Linked DNA regions of Homo sapiens: region 2 is linked to region 1. Evidence: chromatin contacts called from ENCODE Hi-C or POLR2A ChIA-PET data. All regions are on one chromosome and are shown on one strand. Each heading gives the region's core, a stretch centred on a gene start or an enhancer-like site at or near the end of the contact. The rest is flanking DNA. Distances are from core to core; before and after follow the strand shown.

Region 1 (3,720 bases), core at 574-3,073:
TCAGAAACCCGCTGAGGCCCCTGCCCGAGTCGCAGCTCTCGGGGCTCTCTAGGGAGGAAGGGCTGCGGCTGCTCGCTGTGGCGCTGTCTGCCTATCTCACAATCTTCTAGGGTGTTTTCAGTCCATTTCAAAAGGGCCAACTCATCTTGCCCAATGCCTGGGCTCAGCTGGACACCTGCTCTGAGGTGACACCGGTGTGAGTACGTTCCGTCCGGCACAGTGGAACCAATGGTCCATGGAACAATGGTCCATGACCATACCCAGCACCTGGGACCTTGAGACCTGGCCGGCCCGCCACCCTCCCAGCTACCTTGATATTCTCCACGGTGCGCTTGAGGTGGCTCAGCGTCTGGGGGATGAGGTGCAGCCAGTTGGACGCGGTGGTGTGCAGTGTCCGCATCCAGGCAGGGCGCCCGTCGGACGTGGAGTCTGTCCTCGTCTTCTTCTCAGTCTCTGCGTAGGCCAGGTCGTCCTCATCCTCCAACATCTGCATCTTCAGCATTTTACTGATCATGTCCACACCTGGGCCACAGTCCCACAGTCGCAGCAGGAAGGAGGGAGGGGACGGGCAAGAAATCACAGAGGGAAAAGGGACTTGAACGTAAAGGCCACATGGTGAGTGAGTCCACACTGGGAACTGCAGCAAAATCTGGAAGGTGCTCAGCCGTGTGTACATATATATATATATATATATATACACACACACACACACACACACGTGTATATATACATATATGTGTATATATATATACGTATGTGTATGTATATATATATGTGTGTGTGTGTGTATATATATATTTTTGAGATGGAGTCTCGCTCTGTCACCCAGACTGGAGTGCAGTGGCGTGACCTTGGCTCACTGCAACCTCTGCCTCCTGGGTTCAAGTGATTCTCCTGACTCAGGCTCCCAAGTAGCTGGGATTACAGGCATGTGGCACCGCGCCTGGCTAATTTTTTCTTGTATTTTTAGTAGAGACAGGGTTTCACCATGCTGGCCAGGCTGGTCTTGAACTCCTGACCTCAGGTGATCTGCTCGCCTTGGCCTCCCAAAGTGCTGGGATTACAGGCATGAGCCACCATGCCTGGCCAGTCATGTATGTTTTTAAAGCACAGACAATGGCCTGACCAGAAAGCTAAGGAGACAGATACAGAATAAGAATTGTTACCAGGTCGAGAACATGACTGTTAAAACTGACCCAGCAAGACAGCCACAGTGGCTCACGCCCACAGTCCCAGCACCAGCAAGACAGCCACAGTGGCTCACGCCCACAGTCCCAGCACTGTGGGAGGCGGAAGCGGGAGCATCTCTAGAGCTCAGGGGTTCAAGACTAGCCTGGGCAACATAGTGAGACCCTCATCTCTACAAAAAATTAGAAAGGCAGGTGTGGTGGTGGCACCTGTGGTCCCAGCTACTTGGAAGGCTGAGGTGGGGGGATCGCTTGAGCCCAGAAAGCTGAGGCTGCAGTGAGCTCTGATTGCACCACTGCACTCCAGTCTGAGTGACAGAGCAAGACTCAGTCTCAAAGCAAAAAAAAAAAAACGGAACCAGCAGCCCGAGTCCAAAGACTCAAGGAAGGCTCTTCAGGACCCTGGGTTTGGGTTCACTGTGAGACCTGGGCCAAGCCCCGGCCGGCTTTCAGCCCGACCATGAATGAGTGCGTGCTCGAGAGGCGCTCCAGGAGGGGGTGCCACCTGCCCTCTTAACTCAGAAAACTGGTCACCACAGTGTCCCTTGGCCTGTGACTGCCACCATGTGGCTGGGATTACCCCGAGCCTTGTGGTGCCTGCAGTGTGCTCCAGACCCGCCCAGCTCGCCTGGCTCTCCCTCCAGACCCGCCCAGCTCGCCTGGCTTTCCCTCCAGACCCGCCCAGCTCGCCTGGCTTTGGCTTTCCCTCCAGACCCGCCCAGCTCGCCTGGCTTATCCCTCCTGATTCTGTCCTGTTAACCAGCTGTGAGTTTCAGCAATGCCCTTGTCTTCTTAGCTTTTCTTGTCTTCTTAGCTTTTCGTGACTTTTTCCCATAAGAAAAAGTTGAGATTTGATCAGCTGCTGTCAACCCCACGTGTAGTGCTTGGAGGCTTTGTGAAGGCCAGTTGCTGGGCCCATCCCCTGTCCTGATAGAGTGCGCCTGGGCAGGGCCTGGGAACCCGCATTTCTTTTTTTTTTTTTTTGAGACAAAGTCTTGCTCTGTCGCCCAGGCTGGAGTGCAGTGGTGCCATCTCGGCTCACTGCAAGCTCCCCCTCCCGGGTTCACGCCATTCTCCTGCCTCAGCCTCTTGAGTAGCTGGGACTACAGGTGCCCGCCACCACACCCGGCTAATTTTTTTTGTATTTTTAGTAGAGACGGGGTTTCACCGTGTTAGCCAGGATGGTCTCCATCTCCTGACCTTGTGATCCGCCCACCTCGGCCTCCCAAAGTGCTGGGATTACAGGCTTGAGCCACCGTGCCCGGCTGGGAACCTGCATTTCTAAGAAGTTCTGGGGAGGCTGCTGCTGCTGCTGGTTTGGGAGCCACACTATGAGAGCCACTGGCTTAGAGAATTTCTTAGCTCCCTTCTGGCTCACAGCACTTGAAGTCTTAAAAAACATCTTGTAAGTAAGTGAAAAGGAAACAAAGACTGCTAAAAAATTCTAGGGAAGATGAATGGTTTTAAAAAATCACTTAATATCAGGTACTTTTCAACTCTTGAAGAAAAAAAAAAGAAACTGATTTTCTTTTTTCTTTTTTGAGACAGAATCTTGTTCTGTTGCCCAAGCTGGAGTGCAATGGCGCGTTCTCAGCTCACTGAAACCTCTGCCTCCCGGGTTCAAGAGATTCTCCTGCCTCAGCCTCCAGAGTAGCTGGGATTACAGGCACCCACCACCACACCTGGCTAGTTTTTGTATTTTTTGTAGAGATGGGATTTCACCATGTTGGCCAGGCTGGTCTCGAACTCCTGACCTCAGGTGATCCATCCACCTCAGCCTCCCAAAGTGCTGGGATTATAGTGGGATTATAGGCGTGAGCCACTGCGCCCGGCTTTTTTTTTTTTTTTTGAGACAGAGTCTCACTCTGTTGCCCAGGCTAGAGTAGAGTGATGTGATCTCGGCTCACTGCAACCTCCATCTCCCGGGTTCAAATAATTCTCCTGCCTCAGCCTCCTGAGTAGCTGGGATTACAGGTGCCTGCCACCATGCTCACCTAATTTTTGTATTTTTAGTAGAGACGAGGTTTTGCCATGTTGACCAGGCTGGTCTGGAAATCCTAACCTCGAGTGATCTGCCCGCCTTGGCCTCCCAAAGTGCTGGGATTATAGGTGTGAGCCAGTGTGCCCAGCCAGTAACTGCTTTTCAATATGAGATGAACATCTAAATGTTATTTCTAGGCTCATTTACATAAATATCAAGCCTTTTCTCTAGAACTGAGTTGATGCTGCAGAGAAGAGCCAGTTCTTTCCTCTGCCTCCCCTCGGAGTGGAGCTAGGAGCAGCTGGAGACTGGCAGGAAGGCCGAGGCTGACAGAGCCACACCCAGCATAACCAGGGAGGGCCCTGGGACAGCAGTGCACACTCACCCTGCGTGTGGGGACCCTCGCCACCCACCCCGCGTGAGGGGACCCTCGCCACCCACCCTGCGTGTGGGGAGGATCCTTGTTGCCTACCCTGTGTGGTAAGGAGGACTCTCTCGGCGTTGTTGGGCAGGCCCAGCCAGGAGGGCGTCTGGGTGTCGGGGAGCAACTCC
Region 2 (7,834 bases), core at 4,903-7,402, 170 kb before region 1:
CTTCATCACCACGCGCACCCTAAGAAAGTGCTTTCCACAAGCTATGTGGTGTCCAGGAAGTGACAAATCTCCAGAACCAGGAGGCACCTCCCTTCCCCCCGGCAACAGAAAAGTCATCTACTCCTGGCAGAGGGAGAAAGTGGTGGTGACCCAGCCTGGGGACAGACGGAGAGGGGCCACCCTCATCTGGCAGCCACAGAGTCTCCCTCCCCTTTCACGGAGTGCCAGGTGGAGGTGAGTGCTGCTCCAGGTAGGAGGCAGCCCCACCCACAGGAAGGTGGTGTCTCTACCAGTCCTGTGTTAAGTTTAGCTTCCCGGGAGCACGTTTAACAACTTAAAAACAAGTGACAGCCAGCCCTGTGGGAGGCTGAGGTGGGGAGATTACTTGAGCCCAGGAGTCTGAGACCAGCCTGGCCAACATGGTGAAACTCCATCTCTACTAATACAAAATTAGCCGGGTGTGGTGGCGCACGGCTGTCATCCCAGCTACTCAGGAGGCTGTGTGGCAGGAGGATGGCTTGAGCCCAGGAGATGCAGGGTGCAATGAGCCGCGATCCACTGCACTCCAGCCTGGGGGATAGAGCAAGACCCTGTCTCAAAAAATGAAAAGATAGATAATAAAAACAAGTGACATTAATTTTAATATTTTCTTTTTTTTTTTTTTTTTTGAGACGGAGTCTCACTTTGTTGTCCAGGCTGGAGTGCAGTGGCACGATCTTGGCTCACTGCAAGCTCCACCTCCTGGGTTCAAGTGATTCTCCTGCCTCAGCCTCCCAAGTACCTTGGACTACAGGCGCCTGCCACCACGCCCAGCTAACTTTTTGTAGTTTTAGTAGAGATGGGGTTTCACTGTTAGGATGGTCTTGAAGACCTCCTGACCTCGTGATCCACCTGCCTTGGCCTCCCAAAGTGCTGGGATTACAGGCGTGAGCCACCGCACCTGGCCAATTTTAATATTTTAACTGAAGATGTTTCATATAATATTCAGCAATATAAAAATTACTAATGACTTTTTTGGTAAGAAGCCTTTGAGGTGTGCTGTGTGGTTGACACGTTATGGCACTTTTCAGGTTGGACTGGCCCCAATTTACATACTTAGTGGCTGCAGGTGGCTTCTGACGGCCATGAGGGACAGCACCCTTCCTTAGACTTCCTCTCACTGAGTGTGAGGCCCCAGAGGACTCGGCTGCTTTCCATCACTCCCAGGGGAGGGCGGCTGCTGAGACGCAGAGGTGGCGCAGCCACCAGGCTGCCAGAGCCTGATGTTGAGGGACACGCTGCTTCCGCCAGCTGGTCCCTACAAAGCCGCACCCCTAGAAAGCGACCCAACGCGAGGGCTGCAGGCTTCCTATTCTCCCATTAGCACAAAACAAATGCACACTCATTCTCCAGTTTCTGCTGGCTAACGCCTTGATGCCAATTGTGGTGGCAGCTAGGAGCCAACTAGAACCACCTTCATGCCCTCCACTGTCCCACTCTCCACTGGGCCCAGCTTCCAGAGAGATCTTGAATCAACCGCCCTCAAACCTGTCCTCCTCTCGTCTTCTGTAGTCCATACTGGCATAACGGAACTGGGGGTTCCCGTTAGCAGGCTTCGCCCTTTTGATGGCAGCCCTGGTTAACAGTTCTTTTAGAATGCATCGCCATGCAGAGAATGTGCCCATGATCAAAACTCAGGGTCCCCATGCTGCAGCACTCAGGAAGCACGTTGGCCACCGGTGAAAAACCCAAGAGGACCCCAGGGTGCTTGACCAGGGACTCCCTGGAGCCCGCCCGTCAGAGCAAAGGGGAAAACGGTGGTCTCTAAGAGGAGTTAACCGGAAGGCGAAGCGAAGGCCCAAAGGGCCCGGCCTCCAGTTCTCCAGCAGTGACCCCAGCAAGCCCCAGGAGACAGTCCTGCAGGCACAAGCCCTGGAGTGTGCTGGGCCTGCTGTGGCCCTGCGTTGGCATCAGTGCCAGGCATGCCCAGAAGCAGGGGGTGCGACACAGCACTCCGGGTGGCAGGGAAGGGGCCTCGGCGCCCTGCATGCCGCTGAGGACTTGTGCGAGTCACTGGACCCTTCATCTTGGCACCTGTCACTTGCTGGAGATGGACTCACTTTGCCGTGGTGAACACTGGAGGCAACAGGAGGAAAAAGCGCCATTCAAAAGAGAATCAAATGAAAAAAGTCACCTTGTTTCTATCTGCCTGTGATTCAGTCTAAAGATTATCAGGTGGTAGAAGAGGAAGACGAGAAACAGACACCTAGGCCCCCATGGAAGGATCCCGGCTGCAGCTTCCCTCGAGAGCACAGCGTGGGGGATCCACTGCCCAAATGGTCATCCGTGTCAAACTCCCGGTGACAGGGACCCTGCTGCCCCAATCCGCCTGCTCTTCAGGGAGGGAGTGGGGTTTTACCCTGTCCTTCTGCTTCCTTTTCATGGGAGAAAAGGGGCAAGGCCCGGCCCGGCCGACGGAGGACCTGGCAAGGGGAGCCCGCCCACGCTTCACCTGTGCTCAGCAGCGTGCGGGAGCTGCTGGGCTGTGCACCAGAAGCAGGACAGCTGGCAATTCCAGGCTTTACCAGTTGCCATCAGGCAAAGGAGCTCCCCAGGCAGAATCTGCACGGCGTCCCATCAGCCCCCACACCGTGAGAGGAACGGGGCAAGCCTTGGCTCTAATATTAGTCAGCTGCTTGGCTCCCCGCAGAGTCACTGTTTTATTCCCGCTAGAGACTTCAGTTCAAAATTAAGTGATAAAAAAATACTCCAGCTCTTGGTTTGGGTTTGATTCTAATTTATAATACTAAGTTAAGAGAATTACACCTTGTTGCACCAGAATATATATGAAAAATATTTTGGTTCAAAACAATTTACAATAAAGCAGCAAGGCCATGTTCCTGCCCCTGCAGGTGCTGCTCGGACTGGAGATTCTGACAGCCAGATAGGACTGTGAGGGCCACAGGCCACGTCAGAGAAAGGACATGTCCTGAAGCTCTGTCAGGCCTGGACGGTCTCCTAGCTCTGGGTTCTGGGAGGGCTTCCCCTTCTGACCCCCACGACCCCTGGCCTGTGAGTGTCAGAGAAGACAGAACCTCAAGGAGACAGCTGTGGGATGTGGATGAGAGTGTGGGCTGGGCGCCAGCTCATCCCTCATCCACCTGGGACTGTTCAATACCCTCTCTGGTCATTCAACCCCCAAGGTCACCCTTTCCAACCCAAACAAAAGTAAGACGCACACAGGCCCTGGGACCCGTTTCATGGCAGGCACGCGGGCGGGCAGACTAGCGCTTCTCTCCTGAGATCGTGGACAAAGTACCACAAGACAGAATCTGGTTCTACACAGCCACAACATCCGGGAGCTTGGTGCCAGCTGGCCGGCGTGCTGTGGAGGTCACCTCCACTGGCGTCCCCCAGAGGGAGAAGGCCAGCCTTGGCCCTGCACGTAGCCCCTGAGGCTCCAATGCTGGCCTCTGTGGCAGGTGCTCCTGGCAGAATCTCACCCTGGGGAGAACACGAGTTAAATGTTATTTGCAAAGCGACACCTTTTTAGAGACGGTGCGGAAACGATGAGAACTATGACCAGGCTAGCCTGCTCTCAGAACCAAGACTTCCAGCTCTGAACACACTCCTTAACTGCTCACGTGCAAGACTCCCACCATTCTCACTACACAGACCACAACAGAAAGGAACCAAAGCAAACCTGGAGAAAGCAGCCATGGTTTATTCACGGCACCCGAAGCCAGTCTCTACATCACACAAGCGGCACGTGAGCCACAGAGCCGGGAACCCTGGGCCCAGCCCAGGGACGTCGGGACCCATCTCTGCCCCAGACTTGCCGTGCAGTTTGGCTTGGGACCTCAGTTATAGCTGGGCAGTGGACCACGTACCTCTGCCAGCTTTAACCTGTCCACTGACAGGTGACAGTGAGGGGCCACACTTGCCCAGATGCCACTCAACCTGGCATCTAATGAGAAAAGCCACCCAGAGAAAAGGATTGTACTCTTCAGACTTCCGGGGAAAGACCACGCAGATGAAGGGCACGACCATCTAAGGGCTCCGCTGCGATCTGAAGGTGGAAGAAAAGCATCAGAGAGAACGTGTGCAAGTCAGTGGGCCTTCATCGTGATCCCGTTCACTGATGGAGACCAGCACCGGCCCGGGCTGTCACTGGAGGCCCTCCCGCTCCTGGGACCCACTTGGCCCTGCAATCCTCTCTACTGTGTGGGGCAGGAAGAAGGGACCCCACTTAGTCTCCATAAAGCCTTTCTAGCTTGAGTAACTTCAAAGAGGATTTTGCTTATGCTGCCCCCCACCTAAAAGGGGAGGCTGGTTTTGGAGGCCACTGACCCTGGAAGGGGTGGTAGGGAGCTGAGAGCCTCTAGATGGTCCATTCGTCTCCAGAGACCCCTGGGTTCAGAATCCATTAATTCTGACAGGCAGCCACACATGGAGAAATGGCTATTTTTTTTCTTTAAGACAGAGTCTCGCTCTGTCGCCCAGGCTGGAGTGCAGTGGCGCCATCTCGACTCATTGCAACCTCCACCTCCTGGGTTCAAGTGATTTTCATGGTGCCTCAGCCTTCCGAGTAGCTGGGACTACAGGCGCCCGCCACCACGCCCGGCTAATTTTTGTATTTTTAGTACAGATGGGGGTTTGCCATGATGGCTGGGCTGGTCTCAAACTCCTGGGCTCAGGTGATCCACCCGCCTCGGCCTCCCAAAGTGCTGGGATTACAGGCATGAGCCACCATGCCCAGCTGAGAACTAGCTATTTTTATTTTTTTGAAGGTACAAACTAGCTATTTTTAAAAGACCAAAATGTCATGGTTTTCTTAAAAAAACAAAACTTGCTGTCAACTTAATAGTCTTTAGGGCTTAAAATCTACTCAGTGCTAGCCTGGGCAACATGGCAAGACCCTGTACCTACAGAAATAAAAATACACAAAAATTAGCTGAGTTTGGTGGTGTGTGCCTATGGTCCCAGTTACTCAAGAGGCCTAGATGGGAGGATCACTGAGCCCAGGAGGTCAAGGCTTCAGTGAGCCATGTTCGGGCAACAGAGCGAGACCCTGTCTCAAAAAACACAAACCAAAACGCCCTGTTCAGTGCTAAGAACAGAGCCCTGTGCACTCTTGTGGCAGTCGTAGGCCCCAGGAGGCCGCTTTTGAGAGCTGTAGGTCTGAATGTTCCCTCCGCTTTGACAGCCCAGACTCAAGACAAAAAGTGCAGATAGTTCAGCACTGGAGGCTCTGCTGACCCCGCACTCCAGAGACAGCACCGTGGGAAGCTTCTGGGAGTTCCCCACCCGATGAACGTGCTGGAGGCAGAGCACAGGGCTCAGCCGGCTGCCAACATGCAGAGGCGGCTGAGTGGGACCTGGATGTCTCATGACACAGCAGGGAAGTGACAATTAAATGGGAGCACAAGGGCCTGAGGAAGGGCTGTGTCTGAGGCCAGCTCGCCCTCACTCATCACACCTCAGGCAGGGGGGTAGGCCTGCGGGTGCCAGGGCGCTGCTCAGATCAGCTACGTCGTCTGTCAAGAGTGAGGGATGGTATTTCATAGTAAGACAATGTAAATCATGAGTTCTTCTCATCCCAAATGGAACGTCCCCCACTGCCCTGTGTAGGAAGCGCTCTGCACCGACGACGGGCCTGGTGTCTACAGCAGGACAACCTCACGCCAGCACAAAGCCTTAAGCAAACACTATTCAAGATGAGGAGTAGGCAGACAATGAACTCTAGCCAGGAAAAGAGCTCCTACTGAAAGCAGCCTACCTGGGGGCAAGGGGAGGGAGAGCATAAGGAAAAATACCTAATGCATGCGGGGCTTAAAACATAGATGACGGGTTGATGGGCGCAACAAACCACCGTGGCACATGCATCCCTATGTAACAAACCTGCACGTTCAGCACATATATCCCAGAACTTACAGCAAAATAAAAAAAAGCAAGCAGCCTACCAGCCGCTACCTTCTCCACTCTCCCAGCTGCTGGCTGGGTGGCTGGACAGAATGTCGGATGTCCAGCATCCGGGATAGTGAGTCCATGTAACAAAAGCCAGCTCGTGGCCCAGGACGACTTCAGAATGTCTGCATTCTCATTAAACAGAAGCCTCTACACAGCTCAGCCGAAACGCCAATCAACAGTCCTTCTCCCGGACTGGAGTTGGCACAGAGGAGGACCACATAAAACAGTATCTGAGACGCAGAACATTTCATCGAGTACGCTGCCAACTATGAGAAACAGTCAGCTTTAGTAAGAGGGAGCAATTCCGGTGGCTGGCTGTTCTATAAACATTAACAAGGTCCTTAATTTTACAGCATTTAAAAACTTTTCTGGTTTTGGTTCACTGGGATTTTTAAAGCTTAGATGTGAAAATGACTACTGAAAATTATCTACATTTACAGTTCACTCACACACGTTTATTTAATGTCAGTATACAGAGGACAGCCCCACAGTACTTCAGAATATCAAGTATGTAGTAAGTCTTGTTAGCTGTGACAGTGACAAGGCAACAGCTAAAAAAAAAAACAAAGCAGTGAAACAAACATGATTTCCTTAAAATTATAAAACAATACTGATACTAAAGTTTCATTAATTATTGCAACAGTAAAGAATTTAATTTACCAATATTTCATGTTAGGAAGGCTCTTTATGAAATTTATTCAAGTTGTCAAGAAATTGGATGAAAATATAAAAAAGGAAATACATGTGAATTTTACTTTTGATTTTCACTCAAAATATCCATACAATTTTATACAGTGTCGCCTAACATAACAATCTCTAATAAACTCAAGTATACAGAAATGATAAAAATGCAGGAAATTTTTTACACTTTCAAATGAAAGGATAGCAATTTATGACACGAAGTTCGTGTAACAGATGCGGAAATGAATAAAGAAATCAACATCAGTGAGACAGTCTCCCTCTACTGGAGGGGCACGTTCTTATAGTTCGTAACTAGGATCTGAGTTTCAAAGGTAACAGTTGCATACGAGTGCTTTTACATATAAAGCCACAGACTTCACTTCGGCCAGACTAATGTCTCCTCCCTTTGGGACATCACTTGGGGTCGCTGTGATGTGCACCTTGTTAACTTAAAGCAACACCCGACAGTCCCAATCAGCCCGTGGCGAAGGGTGTGCTCCAGACAAGGGGGGGCCCTGCAGGCTGCTGCCAGGGTGGTAGACTATAAACCTTCACCTTTGTCACCCAGACCAGACCGGAGGAGGCGTCTCCAGGTCACCCGACCCCTACCCACGCATGTGGAGGTTCTCACTGCTAAGGAACGAAACCTCAGCCAAGGGCACACCGACCGCCGCCATGGTGCAACCCCGCAGTCAGAGGCCAGTCCCTCCCCCATCCACCGGCACCGGAGGCAGGGCAGGGCCACCGGATCCCCCGCCATGCCCTCACCCACAAAGCTGGACGCCAGACGCTGTGTTCCATGAATCGTTCCCCAGAAAATCCACTGGTGAACTGCTTCTAGTTCTTCCGTGGGCAGTCAGACACGCATGATGTGGCGCTTGGGTTTCCGTGGATCCCTTCTCCAGCCGCCCCCAACCCCTAGGTTTTCTCCGCCTCACACTTTGAGCTCGCTCAACAAAGAAAGAAAACGTCTCCCTCCCAGGCGAGAGGTGATGAGGACCTTGTATGCAGGCAACTTCAGCACTCATTTCATACTTTACAATTTATTATTTAAAATGAACCCCAGGAAGTGGAGGAACTGGGGAGAAATGGCTGCCTGGCCACGTGCCAGCTGGGCCCTGGGGGTGAAGTCAGCCAGTGGAGAGCCCTGGGCCCCGCCCGGACGGTGTCCTTGCCCCTAAAATCCCATCCTGTCACTGCATTT

What was found. Hi-C counts contacts between places; a loop is a spot of excess contacts on that map. ChIA-PET counts read pairs that join two places held with the same protein, here RNA polymerase II (POLR2A). Pooled maps may share reads with other maps.
Region 2: a map of heart left ventricle shows a loop between it and region 1 (2.1-fold over the local background). The contact joins two enhancer-like sites. A Hi-C loop is called at or near these places in 5 of 168 maps with a recorded cell type or tissue (Caco-2, PC-9, heart left ventricle and 1 more) and 8 of 50 pooled maps. POLR2A ChIA-PET finds 5 or more read pairs at or near these places in 1 of 52 experiments (H1).

What each region holds. Positions count from the first base shown.
Region 1 is chr14:102,044,619-102,048,338 of GRCh38, reverse strand. It overlaps DYNC1H1 (dynein cytoplasmic 1 heavy chain 1), which reads right to left. Exons shown (of 78, transcript NM_001376.5): 72 at 3,641-3,720; 73 at 311-522. Among named protein-coding and RNA genes, the nearest start is that of HSP90AA1, 41 kb to the left of the region's middle. Within about 2 kb of position 1,823, at least 8 of the 41 ENCODE cell types and tissues checked have a DNase peak (open chromatin) inside an H3K27ac peak, as active enhancers do.
Region 2 is chr14:102,213,554-102,221,387 of GRCh38, reverse strand. It overlaps a transcript of WDR20 not described here and a transcript of MOK not described here. Among named protein-coding and RNA genes, the nearest start is that of WDR20, 78 kb to the right of the region's middle. Within about 2 kb of position 6,152, at least 9 of the 41 ENCODE cell types and tissues checked have a DNase peak (open chromatin) inside an H3K27ac peak, as active enhancers do.